Linked DNA regions of Homo sapiens: region 2 is linked to region 1. The links are chromatin contacts, found by POLR2A ChIA-PET in ENCODE. All regions are on one chromosome and are shown on one strand. Each heading gives the region's core, a stretch centred on a gene start or an enhancer-like site at or near the end of the contact. The rest is flanking DNA. Distances are from core to core; before and after follow the strand shown. Region 1 overlaps ECE1 (endothelin converting enzyme 1). Region 2 overlaps RAP1GAP (RAP1 GTPase activating protein).

Region 1 (5,394 bases), core at 2,324-4,823:
CCTGATAGACGGAGCAAGACTGCATCTCAAAAAAAAAAAAAAAAACACCTCAACCACTTACTCCCTGGGTGATCCCTTTGGCCAAGTGATTTAACCTCTCTGTGCCACAGTTTTTTATCTGCAAAAAGAAACAGACTGGGTGCGGTGGCTCACACCTATAATCCTAGCACTTTGGGAGGCTGAGGCGGGCAGATCACCTGATGTCAGGAGTTCGAGACCAGACTGGCCAACATGGCGAAACCTTGTGTCTACTAAAAATACAAAAATTACCGGGGGTAGTGGTGGGCACCTGTAATCCCAGCTACTCGGGAGGCTGAGGCAGGAGAATCTTACTGTGAGCAGTATATGCAGTAGGGCCCGCTCTCACTCCACTGCTACACTTCACTGTGATTACTGCTGTGGATGGTGCAATTACATGTCTGTTTCTCTCACTGGATGTTCTGGGCATTTCAGTTGAGACCCAGGAGTACAGGCTCACTGTTGATTCATCTCTAGCTTCGAAAGACCTAGCACAGTCAGGATGCAGGGCAACTGCTCACAGAACGCTGGATGCGTAAATGAATGAAAGCTCGTGTGAAGGAATGGGTTTATCCAGAGAATCTCCAGAGAAGACGACACATAAGAAAGTCTGTCTGTGATTCAGCCCTCACAGCCTGGAGCCTCCACGGAGCTTCAAATTAGAGTCCCCCTCGTCCTGACATCCTGTGTGGTCGGCCTCGGCCAGACACAGACCATGTGTCCAGCTTTGGGCTTCTCAGCCGAGGGAGGGTAGGCGCGGGAGGGAGGGAAAGGCTGAGGGCAAGGCATCCAAATGGACACGTAGTTGGGAAAACTAAAAAGAACATGGGTAAGAAGAAGAGTGGCCCTTCCTTTCTTTCTTGCCTAGAAGGAATTTTTGTAGCTAAGGCATAATTTACATACAATAAAAATGCAGTGTACATTAAGTATTCAGTTCAGTGAGTTTTTGGTTTGGTTTGGTTTTGAGACAGAGTCTTATTCTGTCACCCAGGCTGGAGTGCTGTGGTATGATCTCAGCTCACTGCAACCTCCATCCCCAGGGTTCAAGCGATTCTTGTGCCTCAGCCTCCCGAGTAGCTGGGGTTACAGGTGCCTACCACCACACCCGGCTAATTTTTGTATTTTTAATAGAGATGGAGTTTCACCGTGTTGGCCAGGGTGGTCTCGAACTCCTGACCTCAGGGGATCCACCCACCTCAGCCATCCAAAGTGCTGGGATTACAGGTGTGAGCCACCATCCCGGCCTTTTTTGTTTGTTTGTTGTTTGTTTTTGTTTTCAATTGAGACAGTCTCGCTCTGTCACCCAGGCTGGAGTGCAGTGGCCTGATCTTGGCTCACTGCAACCTCCGCCTCCCAGGTTACAGCTATTCTCCTGCCTCAGCCTTCTGAGTAGCTGGGATTACAGGCATGTGCCACCACGCCTGGCTAATTTTTGTATTTTTGGTAGAAACAGGGTTTCACCATGTTGGCCAGGCTGGTCTTGAACTCCTGACCTCAAGTGATCCACTTGCCTCGGCCTCCCGAAGTGCTGGGATTACAGGCATGAGCCACCACACTTGGCCTCAATGAGTTTGACCAATGAAGTCACCCATGTAACCATCACCACAGTCAAGATAGAGAATATCCCCTTCTGCCTTGGGCATAGCATGCTAAAAAAAAAAAAAAGAAAGAAAAAAATGTATAAAAAATTTTAGAAAGATAGAGAACATTCCCATCATCCATTTGTCCAGCGCCCTCTGAGCAGCAGGTACCCTCATGCCCCTTTCCTGTCAGCCCCCAGCCCCCAAGGCTGGTGCAGCTGGGTGTGGACGGAATTATACACGATGTGCCTGGCTGCTTTTGCTCAGCTTGAGTCTGTGGAATTTATCCATGCTGTCGTATATATCAGTAGCTAGTTCATTCCTTTTTGTTGCCAAGTAGTATGTTGCTGTATAAAAATACCACATTTTGTTGATCCGTCTGCCTGCTGATGGGCATTTTGGCTGTTGTCAGTTTAGGGCCATGATGAATCAGACTGCCCTGAGCGTGGGTGGTTGTTAACCACCTGTTCTTTGGGGTTAAGAGGACATCACTTCCTCTGTCGTACGAGGGATTTATGTGAGCAGGGCCACCACACGTGGTCATATATACTGTCCACAGAGGGATGCCTGGCCGGGGAGTGACTGGGGCTGACATTAGCCCAGCACGCGTCCCTGGGCCATGCCCAGGAGGTTGCAGCCCACAGACGCCTATTTCCGGTTTGCACAGAGGGGTTGTATGGACTGTTGGGGCTTGTAGGCAAGACCAAGAAAGAATCAAGGCATTGCAATCCCGCGGTGAGCCAGGTGTGGTGGCTCACGCCTGTAATCTCAGCACTCTGGGAAGTCAAGGCAGGTGGATCACTTGAGCCCAAGAGTTCTAGACCAGCCTGGGCAACATAGTGGGATGATGTCTCCACAAAAAAAAAAAAAAATTTTTAAATAGAAAAAATTAGCCAGGCATAGTGGCCTGCACCTGTTGTCCCAGCTACTCGGGAGGCTAAGGTGGGAAGATCACTTGAGCCTGGGAGGTCGAGGCTGCAGTGAGCTGTGTGATCGCACCACTGCACTCCAGCCTAGGTGACAGAGCGAGACCCTGCCAAAAAAAAAGAAAAAAAGAAAAAAGTCCTGCGGTGTTGCTGTGGTGTTCTCATTTGAGGAGATCTTCAATGGCATTGGAGCCCTGGCCCTGGGGCAGTTTTTTCTGTGACTCAGGGTAGACCAGTCACTCTCCACCGCTCTTTGCCTCCAGGACTCCTGCTCTTCCCAGGAGGCAGGACGAGATGGGGGTAGGTAGGAGCATAGGATGTGGAGTCAGGCACGTCTCAGTTCTCATTCCAACAACACTTGTCACTCGTGGGGCACCCTGGGCCAGCAGCTGCTCCGTGCCGAGTGTGTTTCCCCATCAGTCAAACGGCTTGTAAGCCCCGAGGGTCATTGAATGGCTCAACGGGACACTATTTGTGAAGTCCCAGCACAGAGCCTGGCATTCAGGAAATGGCAGGGGGTGGGAGTGAGGGTATCAGTGGCCTCTTGGTCCGGTGACTAAAATAACTTTACTGGGTCGGAAAGCTCTCCCTGAACTTCCAGAACAAAGCATGGGCCCCACATGGTGCTACCTCCCAGCAAGAAAGGGGTTGGGAAACAAAGGGCTGGGGCCCAGCGAGCCCCCTGACTTGTGTTTTCCAGACCTGTCTTCCTCGCTGGAAGTTTTGCGTGAGTGACACAGAAAACAACCTGGGCTTTGCGTTGGGCCCCATGTTTGTCAAAGCAACCTTCGCCGAGGACAGCAAGAGCATAGTAAGTGCCTTCCCCGTGGACACAGGCTGTGAGGTCACACTTGTTGTGGCCTGCACAGACCTGCCAGTTCACACTCCAGCCCACCCTGGGCCTTTCCTGCTCCTGGGCAGGGGACCTTAGGGCCACAGCCTCAATGCAGAGGCTTCACTTCCTCGAGCCCTGGGTAATGGGAGTCTCACGAGGGCAGCTCTTCAGTGCCAGGCCCTTATCTGCACGAGCTCATGTGATCCTCCCAGCAGCCTGCAAGGCTGTGACAGCCATCCCCACCTCCAAGGGCTGTGAACGACCCAGAGAGAATGTTGGCAGAACAGCTCTGGCCCAGAGGGTGACATTTTTCTTATTTTGTGGGTGACAGGTTTGTTCTAGACAGGCAGAGGAGTGCCATGGCAGAGCGCCTTGGAGACAGCCCGGCCTAAGCTCAGATCCTGGCCTCACCGCTGGTCGGGTGGCCTGGGACAGTTCTTACATCATCTGCAATGTGGAGACGGGGGCATTCCTCCCACAGAGAGAGATTAAATGAGATGCCACACACTGGGCACCGGCATACAATAAGGGTTCAGCTAATGGGAGTGGTCATTTTATTGTTACAATCTTGATGACAAATAGTATTCATTATGTAGCTGTCATCTGCAGCCGGAGGTGAGCCAACCGCAATTCAAATCCATTACAGTGACTGGCCTGTGAGCAGCTGGGCAGGGTCTGAGTTGGGGTCTGCTGGCCCCTCTGCTCTTGTTGCCGCACAGCTCTGCCTTCCCCTTCTCTAGAACCTTCAACTTTCCATCTTCGAGCTTGTCTGCTCATGACATTGTCTCCCTCAAGAACACCTGTCTATATCCAGCCTGAGCATGGTATTTCCGAAGCTGCTCCTCGGAACATGAGTACTCTAGATCTTAAAGCCCGCTCCATCAAAAAGGAATGCTGTGGTCCAATAAGGCAATAAGGCTGGGAGAGGCTGTGTCTTCTCCCCTCTCTGGAAGAATCACGGTGCCTATTATTACCATATTAAAGGCTCTGAAAAGTACCACAGCAGAGACTTTTCCAACTTTCCCGAAGCTCATCCTAAGCTTATTGGAGCATGGAGCCCTGTGTGTGGAAGGCCAGTCCTGTCTTGCAGGGTGTTCACGTTAGGAGCGTGGTTTGGAAGCACAGCTGTGGCTCCCCTTCTCACCCAGCCTGACGCTTGGAAAATTGAGTTTAATCTCTGGCCATCATTGTTCTGCACGGGGTGCCTGTTGCATTTACCTGAGACCAGTGCGCAGACCTTACTGCTGTGATGTGTATCTCCTCAGGCCACCGAGATCATCCTGGAGATTAAGAAGGCATTTGAGGAAAGCCTGAGCACCCTGAAGTGGATGGATGAGGAAACCCGAAAATCAGCCAAGGAAAAGGTGAGGCTGGCCAGGCACTTGGAGGGGGTGCTGCGGCGTCCAGCACAGATAGAGGAGGGTGGGGGAAGGAGAGGCCGGTTTTTTTGTTTGTTTTTTGAGGCAGAGTTTCGTTCTTGTTACCCAGGCTGGAGTGCTATGGTGCGATCTTGGCTCACCGCAACCTCCGCCTCCCGGGTTCAAGCGATTCTCCCACCTCAGCCTCCCGAGCAGCTGGGATTACAGGCGTGCGCCACCACGCTCGGTTAATTTTGTATTTTTAGTAGAGATGGGGTTTCTCCATGTGGGTCAGGTTGGTCTCAAACTCCCGACCTCAGGTGATCGACCCGCCTTGGCCTGCCAAAGCGCTGGCATTATAGGCATAAGCCACCGCGCCCGGTGAGGCCAGTTCTGTCCGGCAGCACAGCCTGGATGCTGTCTCGCCTTCAGCGGGTGAGCGGTCTAGGCCTAGCAGGATTCGGGGTAGGCCTCAAGCACATGATTGCTTGGATGTCTGTAGAAGACAAACCTCGCTGAGTGTACGGGGAAAAGGTGCAGGAAAACGCAGCACGTCCCGTGGGTCGGGAAGGCTCTGGCACCCTCCAGTGGGATGGGAGTCAGGGAAGACTTCCCTTGGGAAAGTGACATTTAAACAGAGACCTAAGGGATAAGTAGAAGTTTTGCAAGGGGGAAAC
Region 2 (5,809 bases), core at 1,823-4,322, 400 kb before region 1:
GGACCCAAGTGACCTAGAGAAACATCACCCTCCCTCTCAGAGGCTCATTTTCATACCTATGAAATGGGAAGGTTGGCTGTGATACACTCTGATGTGCTGGGGTTCTAGTGGAGTTAGCTTGTCCCTAAGTTTGACCTGGTCCAGCTGTTTGCTGTGTGACATTGGGCTAGAGACTTAACCTCTCTGAACCTCAGTTTCCATGCCTGCAAACGGGCAATGTTCACCTCCTGGGATCTTTCAGGGCTTCCATTAGCCACTCGTTAATTCAACAAATACTTACGGAGTTCCTACCACATGCCAGGTACTAGTCTAAGAACTGGGGATGCAGCAGTGAACCTGACAGACACGGTCCTTGCTTCACGCATGTTATCCTCCAGTGCAGGAGACAGACAGCTAAGGTAGCTTCAGATGGGTAATGTGTAGTACGGATGGGGTGGGTGCAAGGCCTGGCTTTGCCAAGGGTATCAGGGAGGGGCCTCTCTGAGGCCTGAATGGGAAGGAGCTGGCTGTGGGAAGAGTAGTCCAGGCAGAGGGTAGAGAAAATGTAAAGGATTGGGGGCAGGAATAGGACTCCTTCCCCCGCCCCAAAGCTGGAACATTCCAGATCATCTCCTGGCAACAGGTGGAGGTGGCTGAGAAGGCAGAGAGGCTGGAAGCCCACTTCTTTCAGATCAGGAACTGCTCCCCAGTCAGGTGTGGTGGCTCATGCCTGTAATCCTAGCACTCTGGGGAGGCCGAGGTGGGTGGATCACCAGAGGTCAGGAGTTTGAGACCAGCCTGGCCAACATGGTGAAACCCTATCTTTACTAAAAATACAAAAAAAAAAAAAAAAATTAGCTGGGCGTAGTGGTGCATGCCTGTGATCCCAGCTACTCAGGAGACTGAGGCAGGAGAATCGCTTGAACCCAGGAGGTGGAGATTACCATGAGCCGAGATCACACCACCGCACTCCAGCCTGGCCAACAGAGCAAGGCTCCATCCCACACACACACAAAAAATAACTGCTGCCCACAAGACAGGCCCGGTGGGGTGGTGGGGAGTGTGGGCAGCCATGGAAGACCAGGCTTGGCTTGAGTCTCAAGTGAGCTGGGCTGTGCAGGCAGGAGGCTGGGCTCCAACCTGTAGGAGCAGGCAGGGGTGGAGCTCACTGCAGGGCAGAGTCAGGCCTCCAGCCTGGAGCCCACCTGACTGGATCTACCTGGCGCAAAGACCCTGGACCTATTTTAGTCGGGGGTAAGGGAACTGCTGCTTGTTCTCCCCTCACCCCAGCCAGCCTAGGCACTGGCCCCAGGTTGCCTTGGCCTTTCCCAGCCCAGCTGCCTGCAGGCTGAGGAAAGGTTCTTTGAGATGACCCATTACATGTACACACACACATATTTCCCTACTCACACTCATAGACTTGACCCTTGTAGAGACAGCTTCATCATGAACATAGAGGCACAGACATACACATTCATTCATGCAGCAGATCAGACCCAAACAGACCCAGGCATGACCTGAAGAAACCCCATTTCTAGCAGGAGAGACTGACAGTGGCTTAATGGTCACACCATGAAATGTGCAAACGCAACAGGTAAATCCATGAAGGCCCAAGACAGGCTTCTGGGAAAGCTGGTCAGGTTCGGAGCAGCTTCTCCTGGTCTGGGGAGGGGGCTCTGGAAGACTGAATACAGACATAGCACCTGAAATGTGATCCAAGCGGACGGGAAGGGGGTAACAGGCAGGGGGCACAGCGTGTGCAGTGGCCTGGAGGTGGGAAGGAGCACCTCGGGTTTGAGGAGCGGAAAGGAGTCTGGAGAAGGAGGAAAGAAGCCCTGGATGAGGCCAGAGACAGTGGGCGGGTGGGAGGGGGGCCGGGGATGGGGAGCAGACACGCAGGGCCTCGTGGGCCACGTGAGGCGGGCGTCTGGATCCTGCTTGCGGCGGGAAGCCATTGGGGCCTTCTAGGCAGGTGGGTGGTGTGATCAGATCCAAACATGCGACACAAGCGCTTTCCCTCCCACACCCATTCACGCTCCTGCCGGGGCCTCCCATCTCCATTCTCACCCACAGAGTCACACACACCCTCTCGCACCACCAGGCAGAGCTGCGGAACACCCGGTGCCGACTCCCAGGAAAAGTGTCAGACGCTGCCCCGCCCACCGGCTGAGTCTGTGCGGCAGGGCCCTGGGGTCCAGCCAGGGTGGATCCTTGCTCACTCCACATCCGCACAGATGTGCCTGTGCCCCCCGCCTGCCCCCACAGGAGTGAGGTCATAACTCTTCTCTACACGTGCAAGGTGGCTTCTAGCTTAGGACGTACTTTCACGTGCATTCTCTCATTTAATGCTCTCAGCAGCCCTGCAGGGAGAAATTCTCAACACCATTTTATAGCCGAGGAAACAGAGGCTGAGAGAGGTGAAGGGACTCTCCCTAGGCCACACAGCTAGAGCTTGGCACAGGCAGGATTTGAACTCAGTTCCGTTTGACTTTCAGGTCTTGTTCTCTGGCCCATCCAGACTCAGACACACTCAGGTGTGACTGTCACCTTTCCAGGCTGTCACTGAGAAGGTGACAAGTGACCTTCAATGCCAAATCCATCCACAAACAGGTTGATCAACACAGAAAGTTATTTAGAGCTCCAGGGAAGGGCCTGGGCTGGGACGTGCCCACCTGCCTGGTGACCCTGAGGCTTCTGGGGGTAGTGCCAGGGGTGGGGCTGGGCACCTGCCAGCCTGGGGCAGCTCAGGGCATGGAGCCCGCGCTAGGAGCAGAGCCTACATTTGCATTTACAAATGAAGTAGACAGCCCTGTCCCCACACATGCTAACCCGGCTGGCCTGGCTTGCAGGACGTGACAGCTGAAGTCACAGGGCACATCCCTGGGCCCAGCTGCCTGGGCCACTTCTGTGCTGCCTCTGCTCTTCCCTGACCCTCGGAGCAGGTTGTCTAATGCCTAATGTAGGGGAAAGAGTGTGGGCTTGGGAGCCAGCCAGAATGGGGGTGCAACCCAGCTCTGTGACGCCTGGCTCAGGGACATTGGTCATGGTGTTTAGTCTCTTTTCGTGTCAGCTTCTCCCCCTTGGAATAAGGGGTGAGTCATACCTCCCTCTCAAGGTGATGGAAAAGGGTAAAGCAGTCAGGTGCTCAGGGAGCTGAGTCATAGTGAGTGCTCAGCTCTCTAAAATCTTTAATTTTTTTCTGATTACACAAATACTAAGTGTTCATTATAAACATCCAAACCGTGCAGAAAAGTATTTGCCACAGAAAGCAGAAGTTCCTAGTGGTCCTGCTTCTCAGAGATAAGCCATGTAAACTTTCTTTTTGTTTTTGTTTTTGTTTAAAGAGAAAGAGGACGGACAGACAGACACAGCCCAACTGGGCTTCATCCCACTCAAAATTCTGAGGGCTTTTGGGCCTCAGGGTCCCATACGCAGCAAGCCCCTTTTCTCTCTCTCTTTTTTTTTTTTTTTTGAGACAGAGTCTTGCTCTGTCGCCCAGGCTGGAGTGCAGTGGTGCAATCTTGGTTCACTGCAACCTCTGCCTCCTGGGTTCAAGCGATTCTCCTGCCTCAGCCTCTTGAGTAGCTGGGATTACAAGCATGCGCTACCATGTCCGGCTGATTTTGTATTTTTAATAGAGATGGGGTTTCACCATGTTGGTCAGGCTGGTCTGAAACTCCTGACCTCAAGTGATCCACCTGACTTGGCCTCCCAAAGTGCTGAGATTATAGGTGTGAGCCACCATGCCCGGCCTTTTTTTCTTTTCTTTTTTTTTTTTTTAATAGGATCTTGCTCTGTTACTCAGGCTGAAGTACAGTGGTGCAATGTTGGCCCACTGAAGCCTCAACCTCTCAGGCTCAATCAGTCTTCCCACCTCAGCCTCCTGAGTAGCTGGGACTACAGGCATGCACCACCATACCCGGCTAATTTTTGTGGTTTTTTTTTTTTTTTTTTTTGGTAGAGATGGGGTTTTGCTATGTTGCCCAGGATGGTCTTGAACTCCTGGCTCCAAGAGATCCGCCTGCCTTGGCCTCCCAAAGTGCTAGGATTACAGGCGTGAACCACCACTCCCGGCCAGCCATGTAAACTTTGACATGTAATTTTAAATTTTTACAAATGAGATTTTTGTTGTGTGCAGCCCGCTTTATTCACTTAACAATATGCCTCAAACCCCCTTTTCCATCAAGACTAAAGACCTTCTTTGTCATTGCTGTATAGTATTCCATGGTTTGATATATTTAACTAATCTCCTTGTAATGGACATTGAAGTGGCGTCCAGATGTTTGCGGTTGCAAACCCTGCTTCATGACTTTTTTGTTCATATATCTTTATGCATTGGTGTTATATTTCTGGAGAATAAATGCCTAGAAATGGGGTTGCTGGACCAAAGAATATGCACATTTTAACATCCATTGCCTCTGCCCTCAGTTACAGGGATCCTAGAGTCATCAAGAGGCAAAGAATTCCAGATGTGGGGCTGGATGCAGTGGCTCACTCCTGTAATCCCAGCACTTTGGGAGGCTGAGGCAGGTGGATCACTTGGATCCAGGAGTTCAGACCAGCTTGGGCAACATGGTGAAACCCTGTCTCTACAAAAAAAAAAAATTAGCCGGATGTGGTGGCATGCACCTGTGGTCCCAGCTACTTGGGAGGCTGAGGTGGGAGGCTTGCTGGAGCCCAGGAGGCAGAAGTTGGAATGAGCTGAGATCTCACCACTGCACTCCACCCTGGGCGACAAAGTGAGACCCTGCCCCCAACCACCACCAAAAAAAAAAAAAAAAAAGAAAAAAAAGAATTTCAAATGTGGGAGGCACCTTGAGGTCCTCCAGTCAAACCCCCCACCGCTCCTCCCGTTCCCACACCTTCAGATCTCCCTGGCTGCACCTCTGAGAAGCTCACTCTGCCTTTGCTTGATGCAGAGCTCGGTACCTTACATGGCAGGTTGCTCAGGTTGCTTTCCCTTCCTCCCTCCCTCCCTCCCTTCCTCCCTCCCTCCCTCCCTCCCTCCCTCCCTTCCTTCCTTCCCTCCTTCCTTCCTTCTTTCCTTCCTTCCTTTTCCCTCCTCCTCCTCCTCCTCCTTCTTCTTCTTCTTCCTTTCTCTCTCTTTCTTTCTTTCTATTTGAGATGGAATTTTGCTCTTGTTGCCCAGGCTGGAGTGCAATGGCATGATCTCGGCTCACTGCAACCTCCATCTCCCGGGTTCAAGTGATTCTCCTGCCTCAGCCTCCCGGGTAGCTGGGATTACAGGCGTGCGCTACCACACCCGGCTAATTTTTGTATTTTTAGTAGAGATGGGGTTTCTCCACGTTGGTCAGGCTGGTCTCAAACTCCCGACCTCAGGTGATCCGCCTGCCTCAGCCTCCCAGAGTGCTGGGATTATAGGCATGAGCCACCATGCCCTGCCTAGGTTGCTTTACTCTTGGGCAGCTGTGTTTGTCCCATCGTTTCTACCTTCTCACAACTTCCACCTAGGAGTCTTGTCTCAGTCCTCAGGCACCTACAGAGGAAGGAAGAAAGGAAGGAAGAGAAGGGAAGGCCAAGAAATGCTCATGGTGAATGTTAAGCACTTTACACCAATGAACTCATTTAACCCTCAGAGGTCAGCACTGCTATCCCCATTTTATAGATGAGGAAGCTGAGGTTCATAGTGGTTAAGTAACTTGTCCAAGGTCACACAGCTGTTATGTGGCAGAGTTAGGATTCGCACTCAAGGATCTGGCTCCAGAGCCCACACTGACGCTACACTGCCTCTCTAGGCAGGAGCCTGTAATTTATTGAGCACCTACTGTGTCCTCAGCTCTAGGCTAGTCAGGTTGTCCATATAATACCT

Evidence for each region. ChIA-PET counts read pairs that join two places held with the same protein, here RNA polymerase II (POLR2A).
Region 2: POLR2A ChIA-PET joins it to region 1 with 16 read pairs in PC-9. The contact joins two enhancer-like sites. POLR2A ChIA-PET finds 5 or more read pairs at or near these places in 2 of 52 experiments (PC-9 and activated CD4-positive, alpha-beta T cell).

What each region holds. Positions count from the first base shown.
Region 1 is chr1:21,236,075-21,241,468 of GRCh38, reverse strand. ECE1 (endothelin converting enzyme 1) reads left to right here. Exons shown (of 19, transcript NM_001397.3): 11 at 3,225-3,335; 12 at 4,625-4,723. Among named protein-coding and RNA genes, the nearest start is that of ECE1, 52 kb to the left of the region's middle. RefSeq lists an enhancer at 5,143-5,394. Within about 2 kb of position 3,573, at least 7 of the 41 ENCODE cell types and tissues checked have a DNase peak (open chromatin) inside an H3K27ac peak, as active enhancers do.
Region 2 is chr1:21,636,099-21,641,907 of GRCh38, reverse strand. All of the region lies in intron 2 of RAP1GAP (RAP1 GTPase activating protein), which reads left to right. Among named protein-coding and RNA genes, the nearest start is that of RAP1GAP, 30 kb to the left of the region's middle. RefSeq lists an enhancer at 1,437-2,266. Within about 2 kb of position 3,072, at least 12 of the 41 ENCODE cell types and tissues checked have a DNase peak (open chromatin) inside an H3K27ac peak, as active enhancers do.